2 separate regions of the Mus musculus genome follow, and region 1 is linked to region 2. Evidence: chromatin contacts called from ENCODE POLR2A ChIA-PET data. All regions are on one chromosome and are shown on one strand. The core of a region is the stretch at or near the end of the contact, and the rest is flanking DNA. Distances in the headings are between cores, read along the strand shown.

Region 1 (3,824 bases), core at 1,126-3,625, 91 kb after region 2:
AAGCAGACAAAGAAGATAGCTTCTGTAAGGACAGGAAGCTGCAGTGGGGTCCTATGGGCGGCAAAATGAAGCAGGGAGTACCTGTGTTGGGAGTTGAATGCGCTCACAGACAGCTAAAAAACCCAAACAGCCCTAGGAACATAGCCAAAGAAACACCCACCTCTCCAGCCCCTTAGCCAATTTAGGCCTGGATTTTTTTTTTTTCTTTCTGCTCTTGTTGGCAAGGCAAGAAGCATCGAGGCAGCAGCAGGAGATGTGTCTGATGCACACCTTCTGTGGTGTGGTGCTTGACTGTGATTTACATGAATCCTCAATTTACATTCACATTCTCATATACATTCCCTCCCCCAACCCCCTCTCAGTCAAGGTTTCAACTTGTAGTCCTGGCTAGCTGGGAATTCACTAAGTAAACTAGGCTGGCATGAACTCACAGAAATCCACCTGCTTCTGCCCCAGTCCTCTGGGATTAAAAGCATGTGCCACCATAACCCATCACTGTTACGTTGTCGACCAGAAAAGTAAGAAGTTAGAATGGAATACACAGCAAAACAGGTAATAAAATAGTTTTAGCCTGGGTGTGGTGGCTCAGGTCTAGAACCCAAGCATGTGGACATTGCAGAGTCTGAGGCCAGCCTGGGCTACCTGGCAAGAAAGATCCAGTCTCAAAGAAAGAAAAGACAGAGAAAGGAAAAGAGAGAAAGAAAAGAAAAAAAAAGTGGTGCATACCTTTAACCTTAGTTCTTGGGAGATGGAGCAGGAGGATCAAGTATTTGAGGCTAGCTACGTGTCCATTTCAAGACCAACCTGGGCTATATGAGACCTTGTTCCATTAAAACAAAACAAATATCCACAATAAAATAAATCAGAGCCAAAATCGTTGCTCATGCCTATAAAAACAGCATTTAGGGGCTTTAGCACAAAAATTGCAATTAATTTGAGACCAGCCTCAACTCTAGTGTCTCAAATATGATTTTAGAATTTAGGGTTCAGGAATATAGCTCAGTGACTGAACCCATGCTTACTGCATATAAAAACACTAACTCCAAGCCGGGTGTGGTGGCACACGCCTTTAATCCCAGCACTCAGGAGGCAGAGGCAGGCAGATTTCCAAGTTCGAGGCCAGCCTAGTCTACAGAGTGAGTTCCAGGACAGCCAGGGCTACACAGAGAAACCCTGTCTCGAAAATCCAAAAAACCAACCAAACAAACAAACAAAAAAACACTAACTCCAATCCCCAGCACCCCCACCCCAAATCAATTTAAAATAGCTCTAGATTTTAGGCAATTTTTCACAAATGGGAACATGGTCCTTCATCCCATATCCCTAAGAGGTGGGAGACAATAAAGGAGTTGGAGCAGACGAAATCGTCACACAGATCTACCTCTGTCTAACTAGATTTCTGTAGGCAGACCATTTAGGAAACGCTGATCAGATCAAGAATATGTTCTAAGCTGGACTGGGGAAAAAATAGGAACATGACCCCAACGAGGAGTTGCAGGTTTGCAAAAGGACACGTCATCTTCCAGCAATGTGGTGGTGACTGACCCTGGACATGCTTACCCTGTCATCTGTTTATGCAATCACATATATATGTAGCAATCTTAGTGTAAAGACTCTTGTAAAATCAAGAACCCCTATTTTCAATCACTTCTTGCTGCTTTTAATATTCCTGGGGAGGTTTACAGGTTGGGAAGAGGGAGGGCATTAAATTGCTGCCCCCCCATACCCATACAGTGGCTTATTATATTTCCTTCTGTCCATCTTTTAATCCTAGTTTCCTCCTCAGATAGAAATTATTTATTCCCTGTTTTATAAGACCACAATTACCTATACTAGTTATCTTTATCATCACTTCAAAGGGCGAGTGACTGAGACACCAAAACAAAAACATCGCATACCAACTGGAAGGAAGCACTTAGTAAAATTGTGTTGAATGAATGAGTAAAAGAAAGACACAAATACGAATGTTTCCCCATGGCGGTGGAGTGGAAATGTTACAGCACCATTTCTGGCACCAGGATCTCCCACTAACACCTCGACCTCCCGCCCACTCAGAGACCCATAGTGAGACTGAAGATGCGCTCTGGCTCGGCCTTGAGCCCAGAGTTGAGAGCTGGTTGGCCCGGTTGCCATGACACCGCCTTGTGCTCCACCCTCTCTCGCCCCCACACACCCCCTCGGCAGTCAGGGTATGGCAGCCAGTCACGTGCCACACAGCGTAACCACACCTCTGCTTCCCAGCGCAAAGTCAAGGGGTCACGTGGGATAGCAACAGGTCACGTGGCCGTCAGGGCCCCGCCCCCTTCCCCACCACACCCCTCCCATCAAAGCAGCCCGGGTTGCCCACTGCGCAAGGGTGAAGATCACGTGTCCAGAACGTCCGGCGCCCGCCCCGCCCCCCGGGTTTCCGCGCGCCTCTCTGGCAGCTGGTCACATGGTGAGGGTGGGGGTGAGGGGGCCTCTCTAGCTCGCGGCCTGTGTCTATGGTCTGGCCCGAAGCGTCCAGCTGCCCGGGACCGATCCCCGGTGTATGGCGCCGCAGGAACCGGCTCCCGGGCCCAGATAAAGGGCCACCTCCAGAGCTCTTAGCCGAGCGTAAGGTGAGTGCAGTCTCATCCAGGATCGGGGGACCAGTCCCCGCCACCACCAGCACCCTCCAGCTCCCCACGCGTGCGCGTCGCTGGCTGATTATGGAAGGTGGCCCAATGGCGGGAAGTGGGGCCTTTGTGGTCGCGGGCAAGGGTGTGATTTTGGAGAGTGAAGTGCAGAATCTTCGGTGCAAACCCTGTGCACTGTGTGATCCTCTTTGTGCCTAGTGCGATGTCCTCCGAAAGGAAAGAAAGCATTCTTTTTCTTCCTCCGGGACAAAACGTGGCCGGAGGAGGAGGGTTTGATGGGAGTCTTTGTGTTACCTAAGGCGCGGGCCCTGGAAGTGTGGAGGGGTGGGATGTTGCTGATCGCGTTGGCGAGGTCTTGTGCAGGAGTTCCTTTGTTACCGCCGGGTCATCCCCCTCCTAACCGTGAGAGTGAGTTTGGTATTAGAAGCCTCTGTGATTGTAGATCCCCTGCTTCGAGAATGGCTGCCACTCGATATGAACCCGTGGCTGAAATTGGTGTCGGTGCCTATGGGACGGTGTACAAAGCCCGAGATCCCCACAGTGGCCACTTTGTGGCCCTCAAGAGTGTGAGAGTTCCTAATGGAGGAGCAGCTGGAGGGGGCCTTCCCGTCAGCACAGTTCGTGAGGTGGCCTTGTTAAGGAGGCTGGAGGCCTTTGAACATCCCAATGTTGTACGGTGAGAAGGTTGGATTGGGAGTGGGGCGGAGAGGACAATAGGACCCGTAAGGCAGGAGTGGGACCCTAGAACGCCAGAGGCCACGTTGAGACAAAGGGGACGACTAGCTGGTGATCATTTGTTCTTCTCAGGCTGATGGATGTCTGTGCTACTTCCCGAACTGATCGGGACATCAAGGTCACCCTAGTGTTTGAGCATATAGACCAGGACCTGAGGACATACCTGGACAAAGCACCTCCACCGGGCCTGCCGGTTGAGACCATTAAGGTGAGTAGGGGTGGGGCTGGGGGCGAGGGTGGACCGATCTTTGCAATAGAAGTTGTTGGGATTTTGAAGTGATACATAGTTTCCGGTGTTCTGTGCTTTCTTCTTGAAAAACAGGATCTAATGCGTCAGTTTCTAAGCGGCCTGGATTTTCTTCATGCAAACTGCATTGTTCACCGGGACCTGAAGCCAGAGAACATTCTAGTGACAAGTAATGGGACCGTCAAGCTGGCTGACTTTGGCCTAGCTAGAATCTACAGCTACCA
Region 2 (3,849 bases), core at 1,049-3,548:
TATTTAAACTATGTAAAAGCCTTACATTTAAAAGAAAAAGTTCCCTCTTAGGCAGTCTTTCTCTTAGTTAAGTCTTAGACAGAGCTACTAGAGGATTTGCCCCATTAAAGCAAGAGACTAAAGCAAGCAAGAAACGGAAAGCCGGGGTCCAGGGCAGAGAAGAGCTTCGGCCATAGCTGTGTCCAGAGGGCGTTGGCTGAGTGAGTGTGAGGCCTTTCGTTCCAAGAGAACTCAGAATGACGCACTCCACGAAATGAGACATCTACAAAGGCAGGTTGCTCCACAGACCTACTAAACACATCAGAACAAAACTGCCAGGGTGGAGTATCCCAGGACACATGTCTGTGAGGAGAGGGAAAGATGGTAAAATTCTGACAGCCTTGGCCATATACAAAACTGTACTGAGGGCGTTTTGCAGAGCTGTTGAAGGGTGTGGGAAGACAGAGCCAGAAAGTAAAAGAAACCATGGAGCAAGTACAAAATGAGACATCTGCCCAAAAATAAAAAAATAAAATCAAAGCAGCTGTAATAAGAAAAACAAAAGGAGATGTAAACGGGGCAGACAACAAAATGTCATGGCAGAAAGGGGATGTAAACAGAGCCCTTGCCTCAGAACCAACAGTATTTACAGAGTTCATGATGTCATCGTGATGATGTCATAAAGGGGACGGCCACAGCGGAAAGGAGCCAGCAGAAACCCTCTACCAAAACAAGAAGGGAACAAATTACAGAGATGACTCCCGAATGCCAGTATATATATATATATATATATATATTATTCAGAAACAGAGAAGGAAACAGCAGAAACAGCTAAGAGATGAGAGAGAGGGTGGTCCCCAGGGACTAGGCTCAGGGTTAGGAGAGAAGCCAGGGGGATTTCTGATCCTGTCATAAGCCTTTTGGCACTATTTGATGTTTAAGCTGTGCGCGTGCTATTTTGATAAGATAAATATTAATTTTTGTAAAGCAGCTAGAGCGCTAACATCACTCCCTGCCATATGCCTGCAGAACTCAGTGGACTGGCAAGGGTAAGGGGTTACACACACACACACACACACACACACACACACACACACACACACACGCTATCCTCCAGGGTGAGCACTATTCAACTTATCCCTCGGTCGCCAATGCAGTTTCGACATTCCCTCCTGTTCAGCTGCAGCCATCGGCTGAATTTACTCAAGTTCCCATGCCTCTGGGCTTGGAGCTCTGAGTCTACCTTCCCCTACTCTACTCTCAGTCCAGCTGCTGGACTCTGCTTTCTCTTTCATGCCTCAGGGAATATTTCCTTCCTGACCTTCGCCTTTTCTCTCCCTGCCTACACCTGTAGCCCTTAGGACACTGGGTTGTAATTGCCCTCAATTTCCATCTGCCACTGAACGCTGTATGTAAGGGCAAGATCTCTTGGAGGCCTGGTGCACGGTGAAGTCCCGGATGGATGCACGTGTCATTTTTACTAATAAACGTTCGAATGAGTGAACGAATGATTCTCGAAGAAATGACTTCCCTCTCATCGTAGATATCGAGAGTGCTGGTCTCCGCACAGCATCCCACTGTCTTCCTTCCTCCCTCCCTGTCTACCTTCCTTTTTTCCTTCCTTCCTTCCTTCCTTCCTTCCTTCCTTCCTTCCTTCCTTCCTTCCTTCTTTCCTTCCTTCCCGAGAATATTGCACTCCTGAGGCAAGTTGGCAGTAAGCTGTGTTCAAGTCCCAAGCCAGCCATTCCTGTCTAGCCATCCAACCCTGCACGGAAGCCAGGCCCCCTTCCTGTGACCTAGGTCAACTCCAGAGCAGGTTTTTTTTTTTTTTTTTTTTTTAATGTTTACACTAAATCAAAGTTAGTTGCTTGGAGTCTCTGTCTACCCATTTTGGAAGGAAACCGAATGAGCCTCTCAGTTCCTGGTCCCCTGTCCCAAAAGACAGTTTTCAGAGGCCTCCAACCAGGCTTAACAGAGGGTACCGATTTAGAATTTGCTTGACGAGGATAATCTTGGCCTTCACTAAGTATCTGGCTTTAACCAGTCTTCTCACTCCCCTGCACATTTTGCCAAGGGAGTCCAGTCCTTCCAGTAGGCGTGCCCTCCTGACTCCCACCCAGGTCTAGGAATGGGAAAGGTACACGGACCACCGCTGGGGTACAGATGATTAGCGAACAGCAAACACGCAGCAGGCTCAAGGAGGGTAAAAACCCAATTTGCCCCGGTAGGCCGGCCAGAGGTCAAACCAAAGCTGGCCTTTGGGAGGTCGGGGGAGGAGGGGCCAAAATCTGCATCACCATAGGGTGTCGAGGCTGCCTGCTAGGTCAGGGGCTTCCTGCATTCCCACCCCTACTGCACCACGTGACCTCAAAGAGCCGCCTAAGCTTTGGAATTCAGCGACAGCCAGGGAGCAGCCTGGAGGGAGGGAGAGGCGCGCCTGCTTGGAAGGGAGGCGGGTGGGGCACAGAAGGGGCCCCAGCTATCCTTTCCCTACTCCTAGCCAAGAGCAGCTAGCTATGCAGAGGGAGGTTTGGTTTGGTCCGGGGAACCTGTAAATACTGGACTCCAGGAAACTTGATCTGCTCCTGTGGCTTCCTTATTTAGGACCAGGCTAGGTCCCCAATTGCTGGGGCCTAGCTCAATGTGATCTCCCAGAACCTGGGAGGGAAGGAGCCGCTTTGGTGGGTGCAGATCAGTGGAGGGAACTTGGGTTTACCACTCCCCCACCCCCACCCCCACCCCCACCCCACAGCAGTCCAGCTTTTAGCTCACACTACTCCCTCTGTCCCCATACCGAACGTAGTGTGTTAGGATGGTATGTCTGCCCTGCCCTGCACCTTTTCTGGATGCTTGGGCAAAGTTGTCAGTTGGCTTGAATCTAGATGGAAATTCTGGGGCCTAGGTGGCTAGCAGGGTGTTGACGTGCTCAGCTATGGGGTTCTGGGGTCTTCTTGTCCTGGGTGGGAAAATAGCCGCCCTGATTCAGTGCCCAGAGCAAGGGGGCAGTGGTGCCAGTCTGAGAGGGAGCATAGAAAACAAGACAGCCCCTGGGCACAGGCTGCTGTGGGCCCTCACCTGTCACACAGGGACCTGGGAGGATTTGAGGAAGAGTTGCCATCTGAACCTTAATCTAAGGCGAGGCAGTACCACAAAGAGAGGGACATCCAGGCAGACAGGAATCCCTGTACTCAAGTGTGGAGGCACAGGTCCTCGGGGTTCTTCCTCACCGTTGCAAACTGCAGGGGGTGGGGGTGGGGGTGGAGTGAAGCCAGATGTGGGGACCTTGAGCTTCCTCGTGGAAGCCTTGGGCCAGCTGCTGCATCATTCCACTCCACGTAGACGGTATCAGATTTGCATGTAGGAGCAAGGATGGACTTGGGACTTGGATGAGGCACCTGCTGACAGAACAGCTCCGTGACTGGGAAGGGAAGGGAGGAGCCACTAGTGTTCAGGACTTACTATAGGTGTGAGTGGGGAGGACTTGGGGAGGACGGTGACTTCAGGTCTCTGGTGTGAGGGGCCTGGGCTGATGAGTGACTTTACTAGAGGTGATTCAGGCCTCATACTTCACCTCTTTTCTTACTGAATCTTTACAACCAGCCCCAGGAGGGGAGCGGGGCTGTTATCTTTACTGGAATATGAAGATTGAGTCAGGAGGCAAGTAAGGGTGGGGGACTGGGTGACAGCCCCCAGCAGCTTGCAGACTTCATCATCCAAAATCTGAAGCCCGCCACCCCCCATCTCCCCCCCCCCCCCCCCGTGGGCAGTTTCCCAGTCGGCACTACAGAGAAGCCAAGCTCCCTACACCAGCTCATCCATTCACCCCAGCGTCTGATGCTCCCAACCTCAGTCCCTGTCACTGGTTTCCCT

The links. ChIA-PET counts read pairs that join two places held with the same protein, here RNA polymerase II (POLR2A).
Region 1: POLR2A ChIA-PET joins it to region 2 with 15 read pairs in embryonic stem cell. The contact joins the promoter of Cdk4 here to the enhancer-like site in region 2. POLR2A ChIA-PET finds 5 or more read pairs at or near these places in 4 of 5 experiments (Patski and embryonic stem cell).

Annotation. Positions count from the first base shown.
Region 1 is chr10:127,061,160-127,064,983 of GRCm38, forward strand. It overlaps Cdk4 (cyclin-dependent kinase 4), which reads left to right and starts at 2,376. Exons shown (of 8, transcript NM_009870.4): 1 at 2,376-2,600; 2 at 3,061-3,294; 3 at 3,426-3,561; 4 at 3,676-3,824. The coding sequence starts at 3,077.
Region 2 is chr10:126,969,818-126,973,666 of GRCm38, forward strand. No RefSeq gene overlaps it. Among named protein-coding and RNA genes, the nearest start is that of Gm40798, 5.8 kb to the right of the region's middle. Within about 2 kb of position 2,299, at least 1 of the 3 ENCODE cell types and tissues checked has a DNase peak (open chromatin) inside an H3K27ac peak, as active enhancers do.